Regions from separate parts of the Homo sapiens genome. Here region 2 is linked to region 1. Evidence: chromatin loops called from intact Hi-C (ENCODE). Cell type or tissue: PC-3. All regions are shown on one strand.

Region 1 (5,000 bases):
GAAAATTTCCATTTCATCACCCATGCTCTATTTCTTTTGACTGGTTGTTCTCTTGAATGTAGATCTTATTTCCTTGCTTGTTCACAACAAGAGATCTATTGTTTCCTTTGATTGCAAACGCCCTCTCCTCTATTAGGCTGGTGGGAGAACTGATCAGGGATGAATCAGTTTGACCCAATCAAGGGTTAAGCTGATTTGGGGCAGGACTGAAGCTATAATCTCACCAGAAGAGCCTTGAAATTCAAACCCCATAAACCTAAGGAAATCTCTCTTTGATTTTCATCTCCTCCTTCCCCCAGCTTCCTGCACTCCTGTGACTACAAGACTGGGAAGCTGTGAGCCCATGAGACTGTGAGACTTTGAGACCACAAGCTTATAAAGCTGCAAGGTGACAACATCCCAAGATCTCCTGCTTCGTAGCCTCATTCCAGCCTCTGCTTGCACAGGCAAATTCCATTTAATAAAATACTTGGTGGAGAGGATTGTCTTTGCCTTGGAGTCTCTTCTAGATTTAAGTTCAACTGGTCAGCCCATAGATTCAAAAGTTTTCCTGTCTTCTCCTCCTCCTTCTCTGGTAGGCCCCTTCCTGCACTTGCCCTGCCCCCAACCGCAGCAGCTGCCTTCAAGTATGAAGCATCCCGAATCTCTTGCTCATCCTGGAAGAATTCACCCCTCTGGAGTTTAAATTCTTTTAGATTTCATATTATGGTTTTAATGAAAACTGTTATTTTCTTTGGTTTAATCTAGTGATTTCTTACTGTTTGAGCAGGAGGGAAGGTCTTTCACATCCTTCTATACCTTCACCAGAAGCTGAGCTATGATTGATGAGTTCTTTAACAACATAAAATCCTCTGCAAAGATTTAAACATGAATTCTCTGTGGTCAAAGAGCTTCAGCACATAAAATATAAAATACTATTTGCCATACAATACTTTGTCTGGTGAAGACTACCTCCTTGTGCCCAGTGTGTATTCTCTAACCTTAAAGGCTTCTCTTTTATTATCTTTCTTCTCTGGCCCTATATTGATTTCTTCCCCTGCCACCCAAAACAACAACTAACAAATAGAGCTCATTTCATGGCTCTGGATTATAAGAATAGCATCCACCATTTATTGAGCACTTACTATATACCAGACTCTATCCACCATTTATTGAGCACTTACTATATACCAGACTCCATATTAAGGGATTTATAGACAGTTCTTCACTTAATCTTCACAAAAACTCTCAAGGCCACTATGAGGATCCCAATTTTGTAAATGAGGAAACTGAGATTCACAAAGATTGGGTAACCTTGCCCAAAGCCAGGAAAGAAACAGAGATTCAAATCCAAGCCCAGGCTGCTAACTGCCACCTAATACCATCCCCAGTTTGAATCGACCTGAGCATTGTTCTTTTTCTGGGAGCATCAGGACACAAAAGTCTGGAGCGAGATGAGGCAGCTTTCAGTAACTCCACCCTAGGCGATTCCGCAGCTCCCCTGGAGGGCAGCCCCGAAAGTCAGTAACACACAGCTTTGTAAGCCTTCTCCCCACTCCCCTTAAGTTTGCTCTTAATCATTCCTACTTATGGCTCAGGAATCGGCCTGCACAAATCCTCTTCCTCTCCGATAACTCACCCTACAAACATTTTTGGGCATGGCTTATGGCCAGTTCCTCTGTTTCTCTGCCTCTGTCCAAAATATGACTAAGAAGATAAATGTATTAAGGACCTATAATCTCTCCCCATAAATCCTCTCATCTGGGTTGCTTTCCTAACCTCCTTAGATGCCCAGTATCCTTCAGGGACTGAAAGGCTGGGATCACTGCCATGCCAGCTAGAAGTGTGGCATTCTGGGTCGCTCTTGGGCCCTCCTGCTGCTCATCTTTTTTGATGGCCAAGGAACTCAGCCTAGGGCCAAGCTAAACCAACACCAGTCCAGTGGTCAGCAGTGGAAGTCAGCAGAGTGGTTCCACTTCAGAACGCAACTTTTGAGTTTAAGAAACCCTAAGAGGAAGCCTTGGTTTCGACTTTGGATATCAGCACCTCTAATAGCCAGCACCCAAATCGCAGTTCCTAAATACAATTTCCCACTATAAGAAACCAGGATGCAGGGAGAAATAGCTTGTTTCAAGACCTGGGCATAGAAAATCAAGGTGAACTTAAAACATTTGAGGGTCAGGGGTAGAATGCAAGTAAGTGCTCAAGGAGAAATGAGGTGCAGCCTGCTTAACGGGCCAAATCTGAAACAATCTAAGCATCAAAAGAAAAATTATGATAACACTATGAAACAGAAAAAAATTAAAATTCATGAGTCTTAAAGTGCAGAAAAAGAGAGAGAGAGCCAGATGTTGGAGAATGATAAAAAGTGGCAAATCCTGGAAAGGAGCATATGGATGTATACTATTCTTTCAACTCTCTGTAGAATTGAAGGTTTTACATTAAAGAGTGGAGAAAGGTAGAAAGAACAGCTCTTTTTTTAATGGCGATAAAGTGCCAGTAGCTCTTAGTCTGGATATTCTGAGATTACTAAACCAATCTTTCCTGGGCAGAAAGATGTGAATAAGTTCTCTCCTGGGCTCAATAGCCTCAGGCCGTTTGCCCATCCTCCTGGATAATACAACCTGCCAATGGTTATGCATGAATCAATTCCATAATGAATTTTAAGGTTGTCATTAGTTAGGTTAGTAATATAAACATTGTCAAGGACAGTGAGCAAATAAAGGTGCTACTGCATCTGTTCAGTGCCAGATGCTCTCTAACCCACATATAAAACAGCTCTGATCCTTCTGGCACTTGCCCGCCACTCCTCCCTCCTTCTAAGGCTCTGTATGGTACTCAGGAAAAAAAAATGCCCAGGCTCTTCAGAGACACTCAGAAGGAAGCGCCTTCAGGATAACGTTGTCTGAAAGGATCGCTTGGGCGCCATCTAGTGGGAAAATGCTTGCACTGCCATGGGGCTCCGGCGCTGTGTCCCAGCCATATGTAGGCGACCCTTAACGTAGGCAGGCAGCATAGTGCTCAGCACCAGGCAGGCATTCAACAAAGAGTGAAATGAATTACTTCTTCCTATGAATTCCCTACACATTTATTTAGTGCCAGTATGAGGTGAGGGTGATAAGAACCTAATAACATCATATTGATGTCTTCTTATGGTCAAGCACTGTTTTCACAGATGGATTGTAAACTCATTGCGGAATCATTGTGTTCCCTGGTGACCAGCCCAGTGCTCCATAAGAAATGCTCCATCAGTGCTCATGGCAGTGGTAACATACACTGTGTGGAATGAGGCTCTCAGAACAAGCATAACGTAATTGAACAAGCAAAACTGAACCAACACAGATCGGATAGAATCTGACCATTAGTTTGTTTTTTCAATTTCATAGCATTGACCACATTCTATTTTTTTAACTTTAAAAAAAATCTCCTCTCTAAAGCGCAAGCTCTAAGATGTCAGAGACCATGCCCGTCTGGCTTATCATTGTACATCCAGCACCTAGAAGCATCCATTCAAGAAATATCTTTTGACTGGATGGGTAGATTAATGCACGAAGGTGTGAGCTCTCTGTTCTGCCTGCCTAGGTGATAGACTGGTTGCTCTGAGCCAGTTCTGCTGTCCTTGAGAAAGCCTGGACCCTCAAATGGACACAATCACCAGCCCAATCAATGAGGCTCCATAAACAGCGTCTTACACCAAGGTGCAACCCAAGATTTGACCAGTAGGTGCTATTTAAAAAGACACATGCTCAGGATTTCTGAATATTAATATTTTCTGTTTCATAACATTTGGGTGACTGCTATCCTTGTTTTGTTACCATTTGCTGTATTGACTTCTTGCATGCAAATATTCTTTCCTTCCTGTCCCCTGCACCCTGAACAAACCCCCTTACTCACATGGAGCGACTGAAGTATTGTTTAGAAATATTTATCCACCCCTCTTCCTTTGGGATGGCATATACTTCCCTACTTCACTCATTGGGAACTTAGCCATGTGACTTCTTTTGGCCAGTGGAATATGGGTGAGTGTGATGTGCGCAGAGGCCTTATGTGCACCTGTGTGTTTGGCTTGACCTCTTGTGCTTCTGCGACCCACCCTGAGAAGAGCATCCCCTGATGGTTGCTGTCCCTTCTGCCTAAGCCCTGCAGCCTGGAGCACAACCAGCCCAGGTCAGCCCAGTTGAAATCAGTGGAATGCCTGCCAACTCACAGACCCATGAGAAAGAACAAACATTTGTCCTTTGAGATTGTTAGTTACCCAGAAAAAAAAAAAAAAAACTGAACACTTTATCACCACCATCCCTGAAAGCTTCAACTTAGAAACTCTACTCTCTGACCATAATACCCATTCCACCTATGTGTTCCATTACTTCATTACCACCAAGCCTGCTTTTCCACTTAAGACCTCCTGTCCCTATTGCCCCTCTACCAGGCTCTTTCTGATTTCATGTCCTTCCCAGCTGGGATCCTTGGTCAGTCATGTCTCAGCTTATTCTTGGATCAACAAAACAACTGGTTTTACTCCCTTCTGCTGCTGCACTTCCAGAGAGCATCAGCCAACGTCCTAACTGACTGCATCACCTCCCTAGGAACTCTGGCTTCGACTGGGTCCTCCGTCTCGCTTGGATATGCTTTAAGCTTAACACCAGCTGGTGCCTTTTCTTGTTCCTCAAGTGGCTGCCCCAAACCTTTGGTACTTTCAAGCCCCAACCTCACTTCTACTCATTCTCAGCAGATATTTCACTCCCTACTTCCCAGAGAAAACGGGAGAACTCACCAGCAGGAGGCAGACTAGGACTGTGGTTAAGAACAAGAGTAAGGGGTCTGGAATCGTCCTGGGCTTTACCCCAAAGTGTACGGCCTCAGGCAAGTTACTTCACAGCTCTGAGCCTCAGTTTCATTATCTATAAAATGGGAGTATGTATTTTCATAGGGTGATTGTACAGATGAAACAAGACATGGCACATAAAGTGCTCAGCACAGTTCCTACCATATAATTACTAACAAACAAGATATGCTACCTA
Region 2 (5,000 bases), 780 kb after region 1:
ATTAAAAAAATGGGAAGAACCCAGTCTTTTCAAGAGCAGGGGAAAGAGTGTTACAGTTTGGAGCAGGGCGAGGGGTGGGTGGGGGATGCAGTGAGTGCACAGGCATTGCGGCTGGAAAGACTTTGGAGGACTCTTGGAACTGAAGGAAGGTTGGTGTGAATGGAGTGCTGAGGAAAGTGTTATGAGCTCAGGAGGCAGAGGGTGTCAGATGTCATCATGCTTAGAGGCTACCATAGGTGAGAAATGACAGAGTCATTAACCAAGGTGGTGCAGAGATGGAGAGAAATGGACCAATGTGAGTATATTTTGGAGAGAGAACCAGCAAGTCTTGCTAATGGATTAAATGGGAGGAAGGTGGGTATAGCAGCAGGCAGAGAAGGAGGCAGTGATGTTTCCCACGTCTCTGGTTGGAGCTGTTGTTTACTAAGATGGAGAAGCCCGGGAAGGTGGGACCAGGTTTAGCGAGTAAAACCAGATCAAGTTTACTTTCTGGAAAGCACTGGGAAGGCTGGACTTGGGGAGGACAAGGCCAGTGCAGGGTGCCCTTTGGAGGCTAATCCAGTATTCCAGGTGAGAGATCATGATGAGGATGGGCTAAGGTTGTGAAGGGGGATGAAGGGATACCCATGTCTCTGCTAAACAAGCAAAGAGAAGAGTTTCCCACTGCTTCAGACGCTATGAATTTCATTTTGTGAGATGGCTCAACAGACCAACCAGAGGGAGGAGTTCTTTTTGGGTAAGGTTGAAATGAAACCAACATGTGGAGAGGAGTGGAGGCGAATGATGTGGAAAATGGGGTCACGAGAGAGACCAGGCAGAGACTGCAGCAATGCAGTGTCTTCCACAGCTGGCTGTTTGACATGGGAGAGAGGAGTCTGGATTCACCATCTGTGCCAGGGAGAAATCCATCCTGGGAAACAGATGGTCAGCAGTCATGCCCATGCACCCTGGATGACCACGGGGGTTCCCTGGGGCTCTGCAGCCCGGGTGATTTTCTTGGGAGGTTTGGGACAAGCATTCAGAGGCTGTGGGCATAGCAGGCTCTAGGATTTCTGCTCTTGATGTCACTGTTACCCAGACCCCTAGAGCTGGGTCCCAGATGGTGCAGCTGAGACGAGCTCTCTTCTCCTTAGCCTCACTGTCCTCCAGCAGTGCCCCTTCCAGCCTCTGAGGTTAGCAAAAGGCAGTGGCTGGTGGCACTGACTGAGTGACCACTCAGTCAACCCTAGTCCCAGTCAGGATAGCCATTTTTTTCATTCATTTGTTCATTCATTCCTACATGCATTCAACAAATCCTGACTGAGTATCTGTAACTACAGGCACTGTCCCAGGCCCTGCCCTTGAGAAAACGCAGATCGAGAATTGGACAATGCGGGCTACCAAGCCCTCTCATTCCCTTCTTCCTCATCCTGTCACTGCTTCTGGCCTTGAGGCCCAGAGCTGACCCGAATCATCACCCAGGACCCATTCCAGCCCCTGGCCCTGGCACTGCTGATTCTGATTTAAGTCCATTTCTTAATTTTATTTCATGAGACTAAAATGTCGTCAGAAATCAGGTTGTAAAGGACACTGAATAATATTTTTCTGAGTTTGGGCTTTATTCTGAGTATTTTAGGCAGGAGAGTGACATCAGATTTCCATTTGCAAGACACCTGCAGCAATGAGGAGGAAGGATGGGAGGCGGGGTGAGAGGGATGGCACGATGGGAGGCAGGGAACCAGTTTGGAGGCCTTTGGACTCGTCCAGATGAGAGGTGACAAGGACTCCTTGCCATGTCCCCCCATCCCCAACCCCATCACATCAAACCTACTCTCAGAAAAGAACTGATGAGTCCTCTGATGTGTGGAAGGGCTCACCCCAGTGGAGGCACCTGTGTACATATTTGAAGTTAAACCAACACTGGGCATCTTTTATTTCTCAGACACCTTCATGTACAATGAATCCCCTCCAAGCTGCATTGCCAGGAAAAAGTACTTTCCATCTCTCCCTTTTAGAGATGAGAAACTGAGACTTAGCTCTAAGCAGACCTAAATTTGAATCCTGGCTCCACCACCTGTCCAGGTGTAGAAAGTTCCACTGTGGACTGACTGTGGGACTTGCATGGTTGCCATGAGCAAAACCTGATCTGGAAGAGTTGTATCTAATGGGCCCTAATGGTGGCATTTCAGAAGCACCGAGGAGACCCTGGGGGCTTCTGCAGCTGGGTCTGGGGAGCAGGGTTGAATGGGTGCCCTGGGTGGGCCTGCGCTGCCTGCTCTGTCTTCTGCCTTCTCTGCCTATGTTGCCCAGGGCCTGAGCAGGAGAGTTCTGTTAGGTGAAGGGTCTGGGCCTGAGGTTTTCTTTTGCAGGAAGCGTCTCCCCTTGCGGGGTTCTAGGAGAGGCCTGCCCACTACCCCACCTTCCCTCAGCTTCCCTGGTCTTTGTTCCGATTTTAGGCCAGGGTGGGAAGATAAGGAGGACGACTGCGCCATCTGCTGGGCATCTTGGGCAAGCTCCAGCTGCGCCCAGGTGAGGTTTGGCTTTTGCGCATGAGAACCTTGGGTCACCAAACAGGGTATGGCCCCTTGACCAATAATGTCTTTTATAGAAGTAGCCCCAGGGATACACTTCCAGTTCAGCTGGTGCCAGGAAACTCTCGGTACCCACAGAAGCTGCCCATTATCTGTGCGCTCAGGTGTGGGGAACAGAAAGGTGAACAGTGTGTGGGGGAAGGCACAGACACAGACCATTAAAATGCAGTGTGCTGAGGAATGATGGAGAAAACGCAGGTGGGGAAGACAGGCCAGTTAATTTGACTTCCTGGGCCCCTGTTAGGTGCTGCTCCTGAATCCAGAAGGATGAATAGGAATTAGGCCAGGATTAAGGGAAGGCATTCCAGAGAGAGGGCATGGCGGGGCAAAGCCCTGGTGACCATGCTGCCACCTCTGCTCAGGCCCAGGGCTAGTGCCTCTTTCCTGCCCTCCTCCAGCAGTTGGAGACTTTGCTGACCCCTTGGAAGTGCTGGTCCCTGAACTCTACAGTGGCAGGAGCTCAGAAGATCCACGTCTGCCCCTCCACTTACCACCTCAGCAGCAGCTCCTTCCTACCCTCATCCAGAGTTCCCAATCCCTACCTCTTCCTACCCAAGCCAAATAGTGTGGCTGGGAGACTGCTATGAACAAATCTCCCACGCTCACAGACTCAAAACCAATAAAGGCCAGAAATCAATGCTGGAGAATGAAAGCAAGCTGGAGAATGATGAAATCACCTAGTTGGTGAATTAGGGCCCAGCTGAGGTCGATTTAGGACGAGCAATTCAAGTGAGCGTGAATTCTGTCAGTCTGCCATTCTATTGCATTCAATCTAATTCAGGCATGGTTTACTACACAGGTCAAATCCTGTGAGTTTGTGGAAGAAGTGGGATGCAAAGGGACATTTATGGGGCAATCTACTGTGCGCCAGTCACAGTGGAAGATATCATGGATACCGAGTGAATGAGACATGGTCTCTGTCCTCAAGAAGCACCCACATCACCACCTGCTCCTCCCCACCACTGCATAGTTCCTTTCTGTTCTTTTCTCTTCCTGCAGAAAAGCTGCTTCCAGGAAAGCAACTGATAAATTAAGCCACACTGAGCTGTAGTCAGCTGAGTGGGTGTTTATGACCGTACCTGTGAATTGTCTCTCACTATCTGCTCTATTTCAGTAAAATACAGAAACCCACTAGCTCATTCTCCTGCCCTCCCCCACCCCAATGTGTTAGCTACACACAAGACCACCCAGCAGAGACTGTATTTCCCAACCTATCTTGCAGCTAAGTATAGATCATGTGATTGAGGCCAGTGGGATATGAGTGAAAATAACGTGGCAACTTCTGGGGTATACCCTCCTCCTCCTCATCCTCTTCCCCTTCCCTCTTTCCCATGGCTGGGATATAGACTTGGAGGGTGATGGGGCACAGGCTTTGCTCACAGCAATGAGGGCAATACTTGGTGGCTGGTGAAACAAGATGGAAGGATTCTGAGTCTATAAACCAGAGCAGAACGATCCTACCCACTCAAAGCCCCTACCAGCTCAGACTTTTACATAGAGAGAAACTTCTAAATTCTTTAATCCATGGAAACTGGGTTTTTGTTAAAGCAGCCAAATCAATATCCTAATACAGTGACTCTTGCTCCCTGATGTTTAATAAGCAAATAAGCAAAAATATCTTGAGTAAGAGCTTTATCAGAGTTCCTGAAATTCTAAGCAGAGGCCATCCCCTGAGCTGGGGATCCAGCATGTGTATAACAATGACCCCATGCCCTCTGATATCCCAGAGCATCTCTCAAATCCTTTATCATTCAGTTTGTTGGGACAGTATTGTATTTTACTGTGTGGTATGTGTGTTAGGTCATATGGCTAGTTCAACATTGATAACAATAGCCAAGAAAGTTCCATTCTTCAGCCTGTGGGTCTATGCAGTTTACTGTAAATTTATGAGATGCATTACTTAAGTAGTTATCATCTCTACTTACAGATGAGACCTAAAAGCCCATTAGAGACTTTCCCAAGGACCTGAGGCTAATAGAAACTCAGCCTCTCAGACTAACCTTCAAGAGCTCTTGACACTTCCCCAAATAAAGAACCATTCCCTCTCCTTAGAGTTTAGGGTCCTCTGACACCAACCAGGGAATACTACTAGAAAATCTTTTTTATTTTTTCTTTCTTAAAGTACTTGTAAAAAGGACGATTAAATCACAGAAATGTGAGCACCAAAGAAAGAAGGAAGTTGTGCAAAGGTCAACATTATGCTGGTAAGAGAATGTTTAGGAACGATCAGTATTTGGAAGCCAACAGGCACAGGTTCACAATTGTTCTTGTAAATGTTCAACCACTGGAAAACTTTCAAAATGCCAGGTAGCCAATGGCTTCCAGATTAAAATATTAAAACAAATAATAATTTTTTTAAAAATTGTCACTTCTGATAACATCTCAGCTTACTGAACAAAGTAACGGAGAGCCTCTCGCACCACGCTGGAC

What was found. Peaks named below come from ENCODE experiments on the same cell type or tissue, not always from the same donor. Only the 100,000 strongest peaks of a DNase experiment are listed, where the experiment ranks them.
Region 2: it touches region 1 in a loop (6-fold over the local background); 42 of 110 quality-filtered maps call a loop at or near these places.

Annotation. Positions count from the first base shown.
Region 1 is chr11:35,482,978-35,487,977 of GRCh38, forward strand. All of the region lies in intron 3 of PAMR1 (peptidase domain containing associated with muscle regeneration 1), which reads right to left. Among named protein-coding and RNA genes, the nearest start is that of PAMR1, 40 kb to the right of the region's middle. RefSeq lists a silencer at 2,962-3,011. In PC-3, CTCF peaks have their summits at 2,906 (motif pointing left), 3,118 and 4,756 (motif pointing right); DNase peaks (open chromatin) are centred at 1,634 and 2,854; H3K27ac peaks cover 1,460 bases.
Region 2 is chr11:36,263,736-36,268,735 of GRCh38, forward strand. No RefSeq gene overlaps it. Among named protein-coding and RNA genes, the nearest start is that of COMMD9, 23 kb to the right of the region's middle. In PC-3, CTCF peaks have their summits at 2,479 (motif pointing left) and 2,678; a DNase peak (open chromatin) is centred at 2,466.